Linked DNA regions of Homo sapiens: all the other regions are linked to region 1. The links are chromatin contacts, found by Hi-C or POLR2A ChIA-PET in ENCODE. All regions are on one chromosome and are shown on one strand. Each heading gives the region's core, a stretch centred on a gene start or an enhancer-like site at or near the end of the contact. The rest is flanking DNA. Distances are from core to core; before and after follow the strand shown.

Region 1 (2,772 bases), core at 75-2,574:
GCTTATCCCTCATTTGAAATAGGAATATGGACAAAAATTGGTTAAATAAAATGTCCAAGGTAGGTGTGGTCAGTAATTATCCCTGGAGAGGTATTTCTGAGATGAGATACCAGAAAGGGATAACAAGAAACTTGAGGGGTATAAAAAGAGACAATGGGTGATGGTGTTCATAGGAGACTTTTAGTTGCATTTTAGGGACCGACAGACAACAGTTCTATTTCAGCTGCTAGCTGATAATTTCCTGATTCCTTCTTTCACTGATATGGTAAGGCTCTCCTTCCCTAGAGTGCTGGTCTTGATGAAACTGTCTTCATTTGCTCCTTTTTAGAGATGTTTCAGTTCTTTCTCACAAAGGGAAAAAAAGATAATTGAATATTAAAATATTCAAATGTATGGTTTATCCCTGGGATAACTAGACTCAAAATCTCCAATTAGTAGGATATTCTGACCAGACCATATTATCCTTTCATCATCTAGCCAGCTACACATAGACACGAGGTCATATTTTCCTGGTCTTTGGTACTTTAGGAGCTTTACTATTTCAGAAGTACTTCAGAAGCAGGGATTCAATGAAATACATGCACATACACAACACACATATGTACACACCAGCCTTTTTCATGATTAGGATTGGTATGGAGGAAAATTAGGTAATGTCTCTCATTCATTTATGAAATATGTTTTGAGCACTTCTATGAACTAGCTTTTCTACTAGGAGCTGGGATACAGCAGGGAGTAAGTCAGAGGCTCTTTATTTGCATGTGGTTCAAAAACCGATAAACATCAGGCAAATAATGCAAATCTCTATTACTCCTACAATACACTATTCCAATTTAATTTTTTTTCCCTCTGTTTTCTGTTGTGGGAGTCCTCAGGGTCTTGGCAACTTTCCAGTTCTAGAACAGATGCATGGAAGGCACAGTCAGGGATGTGTCTTAACATCGATTCATCTCTGCCAGACAACTGGATGAGCCAACGGGTTTCTTGGGAGCGTCTGTCTCCCTGACCACATTATGAAAAAGCCGATACCCACCCTAACCAGGACGCCCATTCTGTTGACTTTCAGCACTGCCCTGGTTTCAGGAAGCATCTGTGGTGCTTTTGCCCATTAGCGTTTCATGCTGTCTGCCCAGTGTCCATAGATATGATGGGAAGACCACCTGGTCAGAGGTGGCTTGCTCTGTCTCACAGTGGAATCCTGGCTTCTCTCTCCATCTTGTTTATAAAGCTGCATCTGCTCAGTCTCAGATGAGAAGAGGACACGAGGCAGCACTGCTGGCAGCTCTTAGTCACTCTGCAGAGAGTTCTGGTAATTTTCCTCTGTGAGAAAGGGGGCTGGTTGCCAGCCTCAGTCTGTGATTCCTGTGCTGTTCCCTCCAGTGTCAGCTGATGAAATAAGGCCTTTTGATTTCCTTCACTGTTACATTCTCTGGCAAAGAACCACCAGGGAAATGAGACTAGGAACTTTCAGGCTATCCCAGGCAGCTGAGAAGTATTCATAGAAACAAAAATATTAGATTCGTTAAATATTAAGTGCCAAATCACAATGATACACTGGTGCTCATGAATGTATTACGCATATGTAGATTTGAACATAACGTTTGCACTTGTATGTTTTTCTCCCCAGAAGTTTGCATCAGTTAGGAAAGAATAATATTCCCTTTGCATTATCTTGGCTCTTTCTGGATGAAAAGCAAAAACACCATTTAGCTCTTGGCCCAGAGGTGTTTCTCTTCTGTACATTTTTGGGGCAGGGTTTTCTGAGGGAATGTGGGCCTTTCATTTCTTCTTTATAATCCTATATTCCAATTATTGTAGAAGCCTTTCCTCTTGGAAGATGTGGGTTTAGGGTGTCTAGCACTGCACACCCTGGTTGAAGTATTAAATCTCTCATACTTTAGATTTGTGATTCTGGTGGGACAATTAATTATAGGATCCTCCTCCTTTCCTATAAGCTGCACAGTATAGGCCTGGTTAATTACAAATTCCCATTTTCTTGACCACTCTGATGATACAGGTAAGAGCCTGGTACCTGAGACGGACCAATCTTTCTTTAGGGTTCTTCTGTTTGGAGCTGGAGCTCTGAGAAGAAATCTTGCACTGGGCTTGAGAACAGGAAGCACACTAATTAAAAATCTACTTCACCACTGATACGTTTGGCTCTGTGTACCAACCCAAATCTCATCTTGAATTGTAGTCCCCACAATCCCCACGTGTCAAGGCTGGGACCAGGTAGAGGTAATTGAATCATGGGGGCAGTTTCCCCATGCTGTTCTCGTGATAATGAGTGAGTCCCATGGGATCTGATGGTTTTATAAGTGCCTGGCATTTCCCCTGCTTGCACTCATTCTCTCTCCTGCCACCCTGTGAAGAGGTGCCTTCCACCATGATTGTAAGTCTCCTGAGGCCTCCCAAGCCATGCAGAACTATGAGTCAATTAAACCTCTTTTCTTTATAATTACCCAGCCTCGGGTATTTCTTCATAGCAGCTTGAGAATGGACTAATACAACCACCATACAGAGAAAGTCTGTCTATGCCACTGAAGAGTACTTCCAAATAGAGAAAATCAGAGAGTGGGCTGGACTGGGAGGCAGAGGTTTCCTCATTTATGTTCCTAGACACAGTCAGCAACGGAACTAAAAATGTCCTACCTAATTGATAAGGTGAAGCAATGTGTTCCTTATAACATCTCTCTGTTTTAATATAACTTTGCTGATCAGAAAGGAAAAGGCAAAAAATTGAATCACCACTAAAGGACTTATCCATGTGAC
Region 2 (2,790 bases), core at 220-2,719, 610 kb after region 1:
AAAAATACATTATGCACTCTTGTTTATATTATTTCAGGATTAATGTAGCTTTGGTAATCAACTTTCAACATTGGCATTTGAAATAATAATCTTAAAAACCTTACTGAACTTATTTTTTTTGAAGCCACAATACTGAAATAGTCTTAACATGTGGATTATATGCTCATCTTTAAAATCATTATCTTGGAACTGCACTTTGCTGTAAAGTTGAAGCAGACTACTCATTGCAGTTGTTTAAACCACAGCCTAAGAAGTGCTACCCTTTGCTTAACTATTCAGCTTCAGTTTGAATGACATAGTTATTGCCTTTGAGTGAGACCCAAAGGATTCTTTTCCCAGGTAGCAGCTCTTTCAAGTAGTAAAGATGTTTCAACAGCTCTACTATTCTATATGGGGTTTGATTTAAAATTGAATTTTCTGAAATCCAAATAATTAGAACATTATTTTTCCCCTGATAGCTATCATTAAAATCTCTCAAGTTAAAATGTCTTTTCTGTTGAATTCAGGCTAGAGCATTGACACATGCAGGTGACTATATGTAATTTAAGCAATTCAACTAGTTGGGATACAGAAAAAATGAAATACTTGTCCCAGACAAAATCTTTAGCAACATATTGAACATCCTCTTTAAATCAAATTATAGCAATAACAATAACAATTTACAAAGTTATGAGTATTTTCATCATGTATTCAAAATGATCATTTCTCTGTAATTCATGGTCACAGCCAAATTACAACCCAAGATAATATTTTGCCCTGGAAAAAGGAAGAATCCAGTGTTCAGGAAAATCCTAAGTTAACATCTTAGAACTAAAATTAGGAGATAATAATGTAAGCTCTTTCAAATATACAAGTTCAGAAAAGAATTTTATGTGGTTAGTTAATTCAGAGCTCTTGTAAGATAAATATCAAAGAAAAAAAACCTAGTTCCAAAATGGGTTGCCTTTATGACTAACATGCTTGACAGCCTTTGTATCATTGGAAACCTACTGTTAAGAATATTAAACATATAAATTATACCCCTGGCTTCGTATCTGGCTCTTAGTGGCAGAAATAATAAATTTTGGAAAGAAACAAGATATTGGGCTTGGTTAACTTTACATTAATCTGTGTATTGACACTAAAATCCTTAACTTTTTCACTCTTTTTTATATGATTATCTAAGTAACATTCTGGTTAGTAAATATCCAACATCAAGTAGTATAAAGCATAGACCCGATCATGTATATACACATATGTAGTGTCCTTACATTGGCTGATGAGCAGCAGGTTGCTATTCAGTTATCCTATCGACATAAGCTTGCCAAACAGTCTTTTTCTTCTCAGCTAGGAATTAAAAGAAGAGCATGCAATTTGGAACTTTCCAATAAATCAAAGAGAAAAGCAGCCTTACCTCTTTTTGTTTATATGGCAGAGGAGCTCCACAGCATATTCCTCCCCGTTCTCCGGGCGAGCTTCTCGGGCCGTTTCAGCACACGGACAGCTCCTCTGCTTATAGGGAGCCGCTGCGCCTGACTCCGCACTGCCACACTGACGTCACCGGGTTCAGCCACAAACCCCAGCACAAGCGAGGTTTTTCAAAGAACCAAGAGAAAATAATCACTTTATATTTAAAAAAAAAAAAAAAGAAAGAAAGAAAAGAAAAGAAAAAAAAGTTGCATGCTTACGCCACCTGTCTTTTTGTGGCAAAAATTGCAGTTTTCCTTTTTCTTTTATCAAAATCTTTGAGACGGAATAAACTGCTCTGCACGATTTCTCTTACAAAGAAAGAAATGTGTGTCAGACAGACATGGCTAATTGCAAGACAATCTCATCTATGTTCTAGCAACTTGTTATAATAGTTTCTTGGTGTCACTGTTGTAATTGTTGTCGTCGTTGTAAGAAAGTTTTACAGACAAGGATTATTTTTTCATCTTTGCCCACAAAGAAATTACATTACCATTTCCTGTTATAACCAAGATGAATGGAGGACACATTATAAATATGAAAGGCCATATTTCTTATCATGACCACAGCCATCATTCTTTTAAAATCATATTTATTTGAATAAAACAGAGAGTTCTCTCTCTTTTATATGAGAGCCAACTTTAATAGCTTATATAGTTTTTTAAATGGGTATTTATCAGACTTCAAGCTTAGTAGCTAATAATTCTTTATATCTCTGTTACTGTCTTTCACAATATCTGATCTCAGAAAGGGAAGCTCAGAAGTTGAGTGCTGATGAAAATACTTTCATCTACTTAAAAAAAAAGTCTTTTCACTGTTTGGGAAAAATGTGACACATACGTAACTAGAATTCATTTGCAATCGAAAGGAAGTTGTACTATAAATATTTCCCTTCTCCTGTTGAATCAGATGAGTTGAATACCTTCCATGAATGTGAACAATCCAGGGAATAATACAGCAATTAACTTTCAACCTCTCAGATTTATAATTCATAATCATTCCTCTGCCTTACCAGATAACCTGATTATATATTTCAATAATTTATATGGATATAAATTTTAAACTTTATTTTATTAAAGATATGAGTTTCTAAAAACTGTATATGTTGACATATACTTTAAGAATGCAACAGAATCTTGCCATATAAGAGATCCCATGTGTTTCTGCTAAATGAACAATCAGCCACTGACTCAATAAATTGTAATACCTACTAGGTGCCAGATACATTGCTAAATGCACAATTGTTAACTAATACAAAAATAAGTGATTTTTTTGCCTTTGATGAGCCTTTCAGCTAATGGGGATGACATGCAAATAAACACATAATTTTCATATAAATTGGAA
Region 3 (2,700 bases), core at 172-2,671, 960 kb after region 1:
GCTACAACTGGCTTAGATTATTTTTCCTAATAAATGAAATTCTACAGAAATGACAGTTCCCTGCATTTTCTCCTAATCCATTTATTGGATTGATGTTCCATGAATTTTCAATACTTTACATACATTGAAACAAGAAGGTCAATCGTAACCTCCTTTCACCCCTTCTTGGAGAATTTCCTTCAACCAGAAATCCATCAGTTTGTTTTTTGGTGTGTGCTCAGCCCCTCTTTTGCTCTCTCCCTCCCCAAAGGGAACCCTTTTATAAGCTGAGATGAACCATTTAGATTCTCCCTTTTGAAATGGTCAAGCTGAGAAACCCAAATTGAGTTCTATGATCCTGGCACTGAAGATTCTCGGGCTAAGTCATAACATGCTTTGTGGTCTGTGTTTCAGAGAGATGAATGTAGGTGAGCTGTGTCTGGGGAAGGGAGGAAGGTACCAGGCCAATTACACTAACCACGGAAAGAGGTGAGGAGAGCCACCAGGTACCTGCAGTGGAAATAAATGGAAAAAGCACTTGGTGGAAACTGCACCGAAGAGGGGGTTTGTCGAAACAAAAACAATCAAAGACATAGGAGTTCAATCTGGGTGACTGCTGGGGACACAGATGCCTTTAACAAAGAGATCACAGAAAGCATTGCCCCTTTGAGGGTCTAGATGTTCAGCAGGCAACTCAAAACTGGGAATTCAAACAAGCCTCCCTTTGTGACTTAATATGTTCTTTTAAAAATTGTACTGTATTAACAGTTTGGTAGGAAAGCAATAGAATTACATTGTTAAAGAGTGTTAACATAAAGAAGGAAGAAACTGTAATTCCCCTATTACCGTTTTATGTTTTTTTCCAGTCATTTTCCGGATGTTTAAAAATATGTACTATTAGATTGCTTTTAAAGAAAAATTTTAATTTTGGATAAGCCAACATTTCTGAGTCTAGGGTTTCCAAAACTAAGGCTTTTGGAGGCGTGCTGGGTCAAAAATAGAAGCTCGGTAAATACTTGCTCAGTAGTGGCCTAGAACACTAAATATAAATTAAAAATGTTTTCTTTTTTTGAGGATTTAAATGTTTCCTTAACCTGAAAGCGAAACAGATTTTTGTTTGTTTTGCTGTAACGAGAGAGGAAGGAACAAGAGAGTGACAGGGTGAAGCAACTTCTCCCAGAAACTTTTGGGCGCAAACGCCCTCAAGTCCGGATCATTGGAAAGTAACTCGAAGAGAGGAGAGAACTAGCGCAAGCGTAGCCTCAAGGCGGCCGCAATCACCCCGCCCCGGGGCTGTCTCCGCCCCTGCCCTCTCTCAGTCGCCCCGCCCCGGGGGCTGTCTCCGCCCCAGCCTTCTCTTCGCGTTCCGCGTTCCGGGTTCCGGGGGAAGTGTGTTACGGGGACACTGGCCCGACTACTTTCGTTCCGTCTTCCATCGTTTTCTCTCGTGCAATGGCGTCCGGGCTGGTAAGATTGCTGCAGCAGGGACATCGCTGCCTCCTGGCTCCAGTCGCCCCCAAGCTGGTCCCTCCGGTTCGGGGAGTGAAGAAGGGATTCCGCGCCGCCTTCCGCTTCCAGAAGGAGTTAGAGCGGCAGCGCCTTCTGCGGTGCCCGCCGCCGCCCGTGCGCCGGTAGGAGCCACCTCGGGAAGAGGTCTCAGGGTGGCGGTCGCAGACACTGGGTCTTCTTCCCGCGGCGTCGTGTCTGCGGCTGATGCGCCCCTGGGTTAAGCCTTAGGAAGTTTGCGATGGAGACACCCGTGAGCTGTGGGCGCGGGGCCTGAGGCAAAAAAAATGGATTTGTGCCGCGGGCGGTAGAGCTTCGGGCTGTTCCCGACGTTTTGAAACTACCATTTAGGATTTTGGCTACTGAAAATTGGGAGAAATGGGGCTAACTGGAGGGTCTTCCTTATGTGGACTTGGATGTTGTAGTCCCCGTTTGTAATGCCTGAGAATTCCGATAAGCGGGAAGAAAGCAGCCCACAGCATCGTAAATTAAGGAGAAAAAAAATTAATCTACAACCTGAATTCTGCTGTCTAGAGTAAAAGGAAAAAAAGTTAGCTTTAGATTTTTGCCCTAATTAATGCTGTTCTGGTAACAGGTTTGGCAGAGAGAGACACAGGTTTTTATAGCTTCAAACCAGATCATACTTTACATAATTTAAATTCCTTCATCTTGCTTTTTCTCTTTAATAATGTGTGTTTGACATGTTGTCATGGTATTACAAAGATATGTACCTCACTCTTTTTTATGGCTCTGTATATATGGGCCTATGAGCTCCATATTATTGCCATTAAAACCTATGTAACAGCGCGTAAAGGGGACGCATGTGTAGTATGAAATTTTGAAAGCTATTAGTACTTTAACATTGCCCTCCAAAAAATGTTGATCCACTTTGTACTCCTACCAGTAGGAACGGTCTTCTAACAGAGAAGATTATAGCAAAAAATAAAATCTCTTCTTAATTCCCATTCCCTTGTTTATTATAAGATTAAGTATTTTAGGCTCTCAAAGGTGGAAGAAACTTTATGGGTTGGACAGATTATATAGGTGTATATGTTATATGTATATCTTACGACTTTCAACCTAGGTTTTCATACTTTGCTTCCCTTTGTTTCTTAAAGGGGTTTTATATTGTGTTACGTATAAGTAATCCAGAGATGACTTAAAGTATACAGGAGGATGTGCATAGGTTATATGCAGATACAGGTATACCTCATA

The links. Hi-C counts contacts between places; a loop is a spot of excess contacts on that map. ChIA-PET counts read pairs that join two places held with the same protein, here RNA polymerase II (POLR2A). Pooled maps may share reads with other maps.
Region 2: a pooled map shows a loop between it and region 1 (2.5-fold over the local background). The contact joins the promoter of SCG2 here to the enhancer-like site in region 1. A Hi-C loop is called at or near these places in 5 of 168 maps with a recorded cell type or tissue (IMR-90, MCF 10A, dorsolateral prefrontal cortex and 2 more) and 12 of 50 pooled maps.
Region 3: a pooled map shows a loop between it and region 1 (4-fold over the local background). The contact joins the promoter of MRPL44 here to the enhancer-like site in region 1. A Hi-C loop is called at or near these places in 2 of 168 maps with a recorded cell type or tissue (posterior vena cava and sigmoid colon) and 3 of 50 pooled maps. POLR2A ChIA-PET finds 5 or more read pairs at or near these places in 1 of 52 experiments (Caco-2).

The regions. Positions count from the first base shown.
Region 1 is chr2:222,993,172-222,995,943 of GRCh38, forward strand. No RefSeq gene overlaps it. Among named protein-coding and RNA genes, the nearest start is that of KCNE4, 58 kb to the right of the region's middle. Within about 2 kb of position 1,325, at least 19 of the 41 ENCODE cell types and tissues checked have a DNase peak (open chromatin) inside an H3K27ac peak, as active enhancers do; they include dorsolateral prefrontal cortex and sigmoid colon, where a contact is called at or near this core.
Region 2 is chr2:223,600,892-223,603,681 of GRCh38, forward strand. It overlaps SCG2 (secretogranin II), which reads right to left and starts at 1,470. Exons shown (of 2, transcript NM_003469.5): 1 at 1,394-1,470.
Region 3 is chr2:223,956,042-223,958,741 of GRCh38, forward strand. It overlaps MRPL44 (mitochondrial ribosomal protein L44), which reads left to right and starts at 1,422. Exons shown (of 4, transcript NM_022915.5): 1 at 1,422-1,610. The coding sequence starts at 1,432. RefSeq lists a silencer at 1,197-1,266 and an enhancer at 1,337-1,506.